Linked DNA regions of Homo sapiens: region 2 is linked to region 1. The links are chromatin contacts, found by Hi-C or POLR2A ChIA-PET in ENCODE. All regions are on one chromosome and are shown on one strand. Each heading gives the region's core, a stretch centred on a gene start or an enhancer-like site at or near the end of the contact. The rest is flanking DNA. Distances are from core to core; before and after follow the strand shown.

Region 1 (5,668 bases), core at 2,899-5,398:
AACAATTTGCAAGTAAGACTGAAGTACAGGTGGAAAAGGTGGTTAATGGGGTCATCTTTTTGCCCCTGGCCCTTCTAGCAGCCAATGGGTCAGGGCTGGACCCTTTATCCATCCAATCAAGAGGCCATAATGTTCCTCTCTGGAGCAGCAGAGAACTGAAAGATGCTACCAAAGTGTGAAAAGAGAAAGCAAAGCAAACTTCAAAGGACAAAGTCTGCAAAGATTGAAACTGTCAGTCTATGAATATGTGGCCCGATTCTTACTAGATGGACGTCAGAGGCCCTTCACTTTATACTAAAATATATTTAAAATATTGCAGCTGGGCGTGATAGCTCATGCCTGTAATCCCAGCACTTTGGGAGGCCGAGGTCGGTGGATCACGAGGTCAGGGGTTCAAGACCAGCCTGACCAACATGGTGAAACCCTGTCTCTACTAAAAATACAAAAATTAGCTGGGCGTGGTGGCGGGCGCCTGCAATCCCAGCTACTCAGGAGGCTGAGGCAGGAGAATTGCTTGAACTTGGGAGGCGGAGTTTGCAGTGAGCTGAGATCGCGCCACTGCACTCCAGCCTGGGTGACAGAGCGAGACTCCGTCGCAAAAAAAAAAAAAAAAAAAAAAAAAAAATTATTGCAACAGCCTGCGGCTGGGCGTGGTGGCTCAAGCCTGTAATCCCAGCACTTTGGGAGGCTGAGTCGGGTGGATCACAAGGTCAGGAGTTCAAGACCAGCCTGGCCAGCATGGTGAAACCCCGTCTCTACTAAAAATACAAAAACTTAGTCGGGCATAGTGGCACATACCTGTAGTCCCAGCTACTCGGGAGGCTGAGGCAGGAGAATTGCTTGAACCCAGCAGGCAGAGGTTGTGGTGAGCCAAGATCGCGCCACTGCACTCCAGCCTGGGCAATAGAGCGAGACTCCGTCTCAAAAAAAAAAAAAAAAAAATTGCAGCACCCAAATATTTGGTTGAAAGGTCAGTGCAGTGTTTCCTCCCAGGCAAAAGAAAATCAAGAGAATGGACCAAGCAATAAATGAGCAACTAGTTTCTGAAGCACTACTGTGTGGCCAGTCCTATAACAGATGAAAAAAATGGCCTAATTTCTATCCTCTCAAACTAAATGTTGAGAAGCAATTAGAAAACAAAGCAAATAAGCCCCCAAATGGCTGACTGAAATCAGCCAGAGATTTTTGCTTGTGCATTTCAGACTCCCCGGGGCTTACAGAGTTATAAAAGGGACTGAGATATTCGATATCAAAAATGTATTTTTCCCGGCCAGGCACAATGGCTCACGCCTGTAATCCCAGCACTTTGGGCGGCCGAGGCGGGCGGATCACTTAAGATCAAGAGTTCGAGGCCATCCTGTCCATCATGGTGAAACCCTGTCTCTAATAAAAATACAAAAATCAGCTGGGCGTGGTGGCAGGTGCCTATAATCCCAGCTGCTCAGGAGGCTGAGGCAGGAGAACCGCTTGAACTCGGGGGACGGAGATTGCAGTGAGCTGAGATCGCAACACTGTATTCCAGCCTGGGCAACAGAGCAAGACTCTGCCTCAAAAGAAAAGAAAAAAAAATCACATGAATGCCATTCCTTAGCTTTCCTATTAGATACAGTTGTAATTTCTAAAAAAGAATTATGATATCTTTTGCGAGGACATAAAAATTCAGAGTGCAAGAAGAGGGGTCACGTTTTTAAAATTAAGAACCGTTGATATAAGCAATATAAATGGAAAATTCAGAGGAGGAGAGATTAAGGTATTTTCATAGAGGAGAAAGATCATAAAAGGCTTAATCCCTGACCAGGAGGATTTTAATTCTTTAGCTAATTTATTTATGGCCTCCTGTGATCACAGTTTCAGTTGGTTTCATAATGGTGGTTTAGTTTGCAGAACATATGAATAAAGCTAAGGTTTGGAGGAAGTAAGAATCATCAAAATCTGTACAAAGGGTTTTTGTTTCCAGCTCAAAGGAGAAAAAAATATGATTTTTCCTCACTCTCTTGAATTATTTATTCATATAATATATATATATGCAGAATTTGGAATGAGAAATATCTTTACAACTTCTGGGCCTTAATTTTCCAGTTCTGAGATGAACAAAACATTGTCATATTCATCCCAGAGACCAGAAGTACAGTTTAATTGAATCAATCCTCACGTTTATGAGGTTCTTTGAAATGTTTTGTTGTAATAGGCCATATAAATGTAAATGATTAACAGGAAGCAAGAGAGAACTACCACCACCTCACCACTATAGCAGCTGAAGGCAGATTTTCTCAATACATCTTCCAACTCATAAAAAGAGAAAGGAAGACCTTACTTCTCCCAAATGTAATCCCAGTAGTGTAATTATAGTCACACATCACTTAACAATGGGGCTATGTTCTGAGCAATGCATCGTTTGGTGATTTCATCATTGTTCGATCATAGAGGTACTTACACACACCTAGTTGGTGTAGCCTCCTGCACACCTAGTCTAGATGGTATAACCTATTGCTCCTAGTCTACAAACCTGTATAGCATGTTCCTGTACTGAATACTGTAGGCAACTGTAATACAATGGTGAGTATTTGTATATCTAAACATAGAAAAAGTATAGTAAATATATGGTATAAAAGATAAAAAATGGTTCACCTGTATAGGGCACTTACCACAAATGGAGCTTGCAAAACTGGAAGTTGCTCTGGGTGAGTCAGTGAGTGGTGAGTGAATGTGAAGGCACAGGGCATGACTGTATACTACAGTAGACTTTATAAACACTGTACACTTAGGCTACATTAAATTTATGTTTAAAATATTTTTCTTTCTTCAATAATAAATTAACCTTAGCTTACTGTAACGTTTTTACTTTATACACCTTCGAATTTTTTTAGCTTTTTGACTCTTTTGTAATAACAGCTTAAAATATACATTGTACAGCTGTACAGAAATGTTTTCTTTCTTTATATCCTTATTCTGTAAACTTTTTTCTATTTTCAAACTTTTTATTTTATTTTTGTGTGTGTTTTTACACAAACACAGACATTAGCCTAGGCCTACACAGGCTCAGGATTGTCAATCTCACTGTCTTCCACCTCCACAGCTTGTCCCACTGGAAGGTCCTCAGGGGAAGTAACAGGCATGGAGCTGTCATCTCCTATGATAACAATGCCTTCTTCTGGATACCTCCTGAAGGACCTGCGTGAGGCTGTTTTACACTTAACTTTATATCTATATGTAGGAGTACACTCTAAAATAATGATAATGGTGGGGTGCAGTGGCTCATACCTGTAATCCCAGCGCTTTGGGAGGCTGAGGTGAGAGGGTCACTTGAAGCCAGGGGTTCCAGATCAGTCTGAGCAACGTAGTGAGACCTGTTCTCTACAAAAAATGTAAAAATTAGCCGAGCATGGTGGTGCACACGTATAGTCCCAGCTACTTGGGAGGCTGAGGTAGGAGGATCACTTGAGCCTGGGAGGTCCAGGCTGCAGTGAGCCATGATTGTGCCACTGCACTGCAGCCTGGATGACAGACTACTGACTCAGGATCTTGTAAAATTCAAATCTAACATTATCCTAAGTAGAAGATGCATCCCTTCAGGATAAGTCAGGTGAAGACTCATTCCACAAATACTAACGCTACCATTTCTGGTTGTCTGAGCTACAAAGGTAAATAAAATGCAGCTTCGATCTCTCTCAGAGCTCACACCTGGCTTAAATTTAAACATCTTTAAGGTAGGGAAGTAAAGGAAAAGCGGAAAAAAAAGCCCTTCAAAATCAGGGAAAGGAAAGCCAAAAGCACTTTATGTTTTCTCATTCTAGATGAGATTTTTAAAAATCATTCTATTTTATTTTTCTTTTTAAAAGAATCGCATGCGGGAATTAGTACAGGGACAACTCTAATATCAAGTTTGTGTATTTAACCTCACATTCTATAAAAGAGCTGGAACAAATGCACTTAAATCAGTGATATTTGAGCTGATGGCTTGAAATTTATTATCAGTCTTTCTGGAAATGATTTTCTTACTCTTTAGGGTTCTCGATTTTTATTTGCATGTTTCTGTTCAGCTTGTAACTACTACAAAGATCAGGAAGAGGAAACAGGACTGCACGGCCCAGTCCTCTTCATGTTTGAGAAATGGCTGAGTCGGCTCCTGGGACGGGCACATGCTTCTAGAATATTGTGGGCTTGTTAAGCCAGTCCCAAAGCAACAATGGCACTGCAGTTTCCAATGCCAAATTCAATGTCGTTTTTGGGTTTTACTTCATAGCCAAACCAAAGAACAGACACTCAAACAGATACATTTCTTGCCTGTTATTTTCCACCCTTTCTTAGCCAGTCCTTAGAAGGATATACAGGCAGGCATTTCTGCTCGTCTGGAAAAAATCAGTGGTGCAGAATATGACAAAAGGTTTCACTTCCTTTTTAGCCTTTATTGAGCAGAAAAGAGCAATTTGAAAATGCTGTCGCTGGGGAGTAAAAAGTCACTTCCTGGCCGCTTTTGTCAAGAGGGCCCCTGCCGCTTGGCACATCTTCAAATAGAATCAAGAGGCACACTTGATTATATCCTTCATGAAAACATTTAAATAATGTGAGGGTTCTGATTTAACATCCTTTCCCCCACATCCCAGGAACTCTCATAGCCAAAATGATGATGCAGCCTTACTTAAAATGTACCTCTCTAAGGTATTCAGAGCTGTTTTAAGGATTCCCCCATAGGCAAGCTACTTAAATGGCTCTAACAACTCAGAAATATAAGACTAAAATTGCACCAGAACCCGCATAGAGTGTCTTAGCAATAATACCACACGTGGCACAAATAATATATATTAGGTTGGCTGTTGCTTAAAAAAAAAAACAATGCCACAAATGTTTAGAAGGAAAATAAAAGGCACTCATGAAATAGTGGTAATCAAATATGAGAAGGTGATATCAGAAGACATTTGTTCTCAGATCTTCTTAATGTAATTCACAATATCCACTGGCAATATGAGCCCCCAGTGGCACCCACTACTCTCCTTTTGATAAATGCAATGGTCTCTTGGCTTTTAAAAAGATAAATCTTGGGTATAACGCTGAGCGTCAGATAGTAATAAAGGTATTTTATACTGTTTTGCCACTGATGACCAAAAAGAAAGTGAGATGAATCGAATTGGGAAAGATACAGCTGTTGAACGTTGAATGAGCAAAGCACCCGGCAGGAAGTGTGTAGGTGAAACCAAACACTCGGTTCAGAGGTGAAATCTGCATCTGACTGGCGGGTTGCAGTTTTCCTTACTAAGAGCAGTTGGGCTGGTTGTTTTTTCCTCCAAAAGACACAGAAATGATCAGAGTAGGTCAGAGAGCTGACTTACTCCTTTTAGAAGCCTTTGGTTTGGCTGTTGGTAAACTGGAAATTGAGTTAACGAAATCTATTGAATTACCAACGAATTCTATCTCACTCTTGTTCTCTTCGAGAATTGGGTAACTCATTGAATATTTTTGACCCACTTTTCCAGAAGCTGAGTGATGTGGATGGATGTCAATATGGCTTTGAATGATGCTTCTTCCAAGCTTTATAGTCTCTGGGATAGGATTGCAAATAAAGCCAGAGGGCTCCTGTGTTTCGTTTGTGTGACATTCACAGTATCCTACACACAATAGATGCTTCATAAATGAGTGTTGAATGAATTAAGTTGGTTCATGATGCACCTAT
Region 2 (5,527 bases), core at 251-2,750, 160 kb before region 1:
ATTTCATGTTCTAGAATCATCTCGTCTTCTGATTCCTGCAATAGAAGCTTCCTTTTCTCTATATGGTGGATTCAGCTAAGTGGAAAGCAATCTGACTGAGTGGATCTATATGAGAATGTGAATGCCTAAAAGGTTCTCATTATTAAGAAGGATGTTGATATGTGAAAATCTGACAAATGCCATTGCAAACAGAAACTGGGTGAAGAAAACAAAAATTCAGGCTGTTGGGAGAAGGTGAGATATTTGGGGACTGAGAAATGTCAGGAGCCAGTCAGTAGGAAGTGGAGTGGATGTTCCAGCTACAATTCCATGGCAACAGGGGGATCTGAAAAGGAATCTCAAAGGTCCCTAATAAGTAAGGGGTTCCTGTGTAGGAGAGCATCTGTGTATTAAAAATAAGGCTGATCCCAAGCTGAAACAAAAAACAAGCAAATTGTGATATTGTGATGTATATTTGGTCTTTGACCCTGTTTCCTGGCATACAAATCCTAAAATCCTTAGAAATTCCAAAGTGTTGTCTTTTTGTACCCTAATGAGTTGACTGATAGCAGGCAGCCCCTAGGCAGCTTCAGGATGGGGGTTTGTCACCCAGAAAGACTAACTTTTAGCACCACTCCCAACCTCCAGGGAAGGGAGAGGAGATGTTGAGTGTATCACCAATGGCCAATGGTTTGATCAATCACGCCTAAGTAATAAAGCCTCTAGAAAAACCCAAGAAGACAGGATTCAGAGAGCTTCCAGATAGCTGACCACGTAGAGGTTCCTGGAGGGTGGTGCCCAGGGAGGGTATCAAAGCTCTGCACCCCTTCCCTCATACCACGCCCTACACATCTCTTCATCTGTATCCTGTGTAACATCTTTTATAATACATGAGTAAACATAAGTGTTTTTCTGAGTTCTGTGAGCCACTCCAGCAAATTAATTGAACCCAAGAAAGGGGGATTGTGGGCAACCTGATTATAGCCAGTCGGTCAGAAGCACAAGAAAAATAACCTGCAGCTTTTAATTGGTATCAGAAGTGGGGGTGGGGGCAGTCTTGGGGACTGAGCCCTCAACCTGTGGGATCTGACACTCTCTGGGTAGAGAGTGTCAGAACTGAATTAGAGGACATGCAGCTGATCTGCTCCTTGATGTGTAGAGAAATGCCCCACCCCCCCACCCGCCACACACACACACACACACACACACACACACACACACACACACACATATTTGGTCACAGAAGTTTTCTGCATTGTTGTTGAGTGAGGAAAAGTAAAAGCGCTTGGAGTGTGTGTGTGTGTGTGTGTGTGTGTGTGTGTGTGTTTCCACGTTCAGACAAATGAAAGGTGGAGCAGTGGTGAGAGAGAGCAGACAGTCCATTGAATTTGGACCCACAAAGGCCCCCTGCAAGAGCTGCTGGTGTTTGCTCCCAAATTGCAGAGTACATGAAGACAATGTGTTTCCTGCTTTCCAGGGCATAGGTTAGTACTCATGGCCCTGGGCCTGGGCATTCAGCCACATCTGTTGGCCCTGCCACGTACTCAGGGGTGGGAGGGGAAAGCAACTTCTGGGAATGGCTTCCTGTTCCCTGCTCCTGGAGCTAAGTCCAAGAAAAGAAAAAGAAACCAATTTCACCTTTTCCTCTAAACGTCATTGTTATTGACACAACCGTCTGCAATGATCAATTAAGCAAATCTGAAGACTCAAATGCTTTTATGCTTCTTATTTAAAAGTTGCTTAGAATTTATTCCCTAATTCCAGATGAGTTACCAAAAGAGAACGTTTAAGTGACTTCTCCAAGATCACTGGACAAGGGGGTGGGTCCAACCCCTACATACGTAGCACATACAACTGGCCTGATTGGAGGGACCATCCAAGAATCTTCCTCCTCCATATTCTCACACAACTCTCTGCCCCTTTGCAAGTGCCTACACTTTCCAGAATTGAGAGTCATTCCTCAGTGTCTTGAGAGTCCCTTTATTCAAGTCCAAATCCTAGGGCAGGAATTGCACTTGAGCTTTTATCAACAATTTACCTAGTGGAACCTTCTGCCTCATACCTCTTTCTGAGACAGATGTCTGGAAGCCAGGCCTTCTGGGGATAAGGCAGGAATGGGATGCTTCACCCTATTGTGGGAGAAGAGAAGACTGGAGATGGGAATTTGCCAAAAACAAACCTTGTTAGGGGCCTGTGCTGCTTCCAGCTGGATAGCTATCCCACACTGCAGCTTTATTAATTAATCTTCCTCTTGGGAGTGTGTTTTAAGTACCAAGCAATAAAATAGTCTGGGAGTTGACATGTTTAATTAAATTGAGGTTTATTTCAACTTATTTACTATCTTCACTGATTCTTTTACCTATCTCTGGTCCCCAAACATAAGCAGCCCCAAGGACTGGCCCTGGCTCCTTTTTTCTATACACTGTTAATTTGGATCACTCTCACTCTTTCAGGTTTAAGAATCACAATTGGGAGGCCATACCTCCCAAGTTTGTCACTAATTCAGGAGCCAACAAACTTTCTCTGTAAAGGGCCAGATAGTAAATTTGTCAGGCTTTGCAGGCCATGCAATCTATTGCAACCACTCAACTCTCCTATTGCAGCATGAAATCAGCCAAAGACCATATGTCAATGAATGGGCATGGCTGTGTTCCAATAAACTTTATGAACATTGAGATTTCAATTTCATGTAATTTTCACTTGTCACAATATATTATTCTTTGGATTTTTTTTTTCCCAACCACTTGACAGTGTGAAAACTATTCTCTAGCTCATGGACCTTAGAAAAGCAGGCAGTCAACCTCTGTTCTGACCAATACCTTTCTCCAAGTTCCAGGCCTCCTGCTCTCAAAAATGCCCTCAGACTTGAAGTTTCTAATATGAAAATTGCTCTGTCTTTTACCCACCCCACAAAACAGCTGTTCTTCTTGACTTCTTTGTCTTAGGATACCAGAATTCTCCCAGAGTCCCAGCTGGAACTCCAAGGGTTTCCTTGGTTTCCACTTGTCATCCCTTATGCCAAACCAGTACCCCAATCCCATTGCTGACCCACATGCAATGCATCCAGCATCTGTCTCTCTCTCTCCTGTCCTCAAAGTTCTGTATATCCAAATTAATTTTCCTAAAGCAAGATTTTTATTAAAGAACACACTTCAAGGTCTCTACTGTTTCCTGCACACAGTAACCCAGCCTGCAGCACCCTGCACTTATATATATATGCAGTTTTCCCTTTGAGGGAGTTTTCTAGTTTCATCTTCCACTATTTTCCTACACAGATTTTCTGTGCAAACAAAAATGACTTGCCTTCAACAGGTGAAATTAACATGCTGGGGTCAGGCAGGGAGTTCCTACCTCTATGCCTTTCTTCTTGATCTTTTCTTCTGTGAAATCCTTTTCCTGCACCCCTGGACCTATCAAAAAGTTCATGACCAACCATACTGAGATACCACTTCACTTATACTAGGGTGGCTATCATAAAAAGACTGACAATAACAAGACTTGACAAGGATGTGGAGAAATTGGAACCCTCCTATGCTGTTAGTTGAAATGTAAAATAATACAGCTGCTTTGGAAAAACAATCTGGCAGTTCCTCAAAAGGTTAAACATAGAGTTACCATATGACCCAGCAATTCTACTCCTAGATATACACTAAAGCAAAATGAAAACATATGTCCACATAAAAACCTGTACACAAATATTAGTAGCATTATTCACAATAGCCAAAAAGTAAAAACATCCCAAATGTCTGACAACTGATGAATGGATAAACAAAATGTGGTCTATTTATACAATGAGATATTATTAGTACAAAAAATGGAGCTGGGCACGGTGGCTCACACTTGTAATCCCAGCACTTTGGGAGGCCGAGCTGGTCGGATCATGCGGTCAGGAGATGGAGACCATCCTGGCTAACATGGTGAAACCCCATCTCTACTAAAAATACAAAAAATTAGCTGTGTGTGATGGCACGCGCCTGTAATCCTAGCTACTCGGGAGGCTGAGGTAGGAGAATTGCTTGAACCCGGGAGGCAGAGGTTGCAGTGAGCCAAGATCATGCCACTGCACTCCAGCCTGGGCAACAGAGACTCTATCTCAAAGAAGAAGAAAAAGAAAAATGGAATGAAGTTTTGATACATGCTATAATATGGATGGACCTTGACACCATTATGCTAAGGAAAAGATGTCAGACACAAATCCCCACATGTCATATGATCCTATTACTATGAAATGTCCAGAACAGAAAAAACTATAGAACTTGAAAGTAGATTTGTGATGGGCTGGGGTGGGAGTGAGGGGTCAAGAGAAAATGGGAGTGACTGCTAATGAGTAGAAGGTTTATTTTAAGGTTGATGAACTATTTGAAAATTGATTGTGGTGATGTTTGCACAACCCTGTGAATACACTAAAAATCATTGAATTGCAACTTTAAGTGAATTGTATGGCATATGAATTAAAACTCAATATATATTTTTAAAAGGCTCGTGGCCAAACCAGATCATTGTAATTTGACCTTTAAAAATATTATTTTTATTTTGTAACTATCTGTTTTATTCACTTGACATTATATTTTACTTTGTAATTTTTTTCTGCCTATATTTTAATTTTCCAACTACACTGTAAACTCATACTTTCATATACGTGTGGGTGTATGTATATAAATATGCTTGTGTTTGTTGATTTAATTCAGGAGACAATTCTGAGTAGTCAAAATAAAGTACAATAATTTAAATTACTAGAGCTGAAGACTATAGGATGTCAACTGTGGATACAACTCACAAGCTACCATATTGATGTGACATGATGAAGTGGGAAGGAAAGCCATCTGGAGTTTCACTGGTGAATTGATACATCTTGCACTTAACATTGTGTATCCCCTGGACTTTGATCAAATGGACATGGGCTTTCTGATCTACTGCAGAGTGCCTGGAAATTCAGGTATTTAGTTATGCTTATTTTGCAGTTTCCGCATATATAATGGAGCCATGTATATTTTTAAAATTTATTTCTGACTTGAACAACTACTGATGAAGAACCTACTGTGTGCATGGCATTGGACTCAAAGATGATCTGAGTAAATTCAATAAGCAATAAATGACCATGCTAGTGTGGCTGTCAGCTTGCTGCATACTCAGCTTGTGGTACTCTACATTCCATTTGCTAACAGTTTTTCTAAATGCTTATATTTGGCACATGGGTTCTTTAAAAATATCAAAAAATACACTTGAAACTGTATATCATAGGTCTATATTCAACCATATTGAGTAGGTCAGCAAGAAATTAAGTATATGGAAACCAATACGATCCTGTTTGTGTTTAGCATTTTCTCTGGAGAGCATCCATGATCCATCCATGAATTATATCCAAGTAAATGTTGCCAACACAAGGGTTAAGTTACATTAATAGTAATCTAGGGCCCCAAGAGACTTTCTACCCAGGAATACTAGTCAGATTAAAGTGGCAGCAATATATTAAATTACTCTAAGGCTTGACTTTGGGGGAGTGCAGTCTAACACCATTTGTCTCTCAAGTGTCTCTATTTGAATTACC

The links. Hi-C counts contacts between places; a loop is a spot of excess contacts on that map. ChIA-PET counts read pairs that join two places held with the same protein, here RNA polymerase II (POLR2A). Pooled maps may share reads with other maps.
Region 2: a loop to region 1 is called in a map of GM12878, with 2.1 times the contacts of the local background. The contact joins two enhancer-like sites. A Hi-C loop is called at or near these places in 1 of 168 maps with a recorded cell type or tissue (GM12878), 1 of 37 single-sample maps with no recorded cell type and 11 of 50 pooled maps. POLR2A ChIA-PET finds 5 or more read pairs at or near these places in 1 of 52 experiments (naive thymus-derived CD8-positive, alpha-beta T cell).

What each region holds. Positions count from the first base shown.
Region 1 is chrX:12,999,176-13,004,843 of GRCh38, reverse strand. No RefSeq gene overlaps it. Among named protein-coding and RNA genes, the nearest start is that of TMSB4X, 27 kb to the right of the region's middle. RefSeq lists an enhancer at 76-135 and a silencer at 586-635. Within about 2 kb of position 4,148, at least 19 of the 41 ENCODE cell types and tissues checked have a DNase peak (open chromatin) inside an H3K27ac peak, as active enhancers do.
Region 2 is chrX:13,157,129-13,162,655 of GRCh38, reverse strand. LOC105373134 (a long non-coding RNA gene) reads left to right here. Exons shown (of 3, transcript XR_001755798.2): 1 at 1-234; 2 at 4,717-4,915. Among named protein-coding and RNA genes, the nearest start is that of FAM9C, 120 kb to the right of the region's middle. Within about 2 kb of position 1,500, at least 13 of the 41 ENCODE cell types and tissues checked have a DNase peak (open chromatin) inside an H3K27ac peak, as active enhancers do.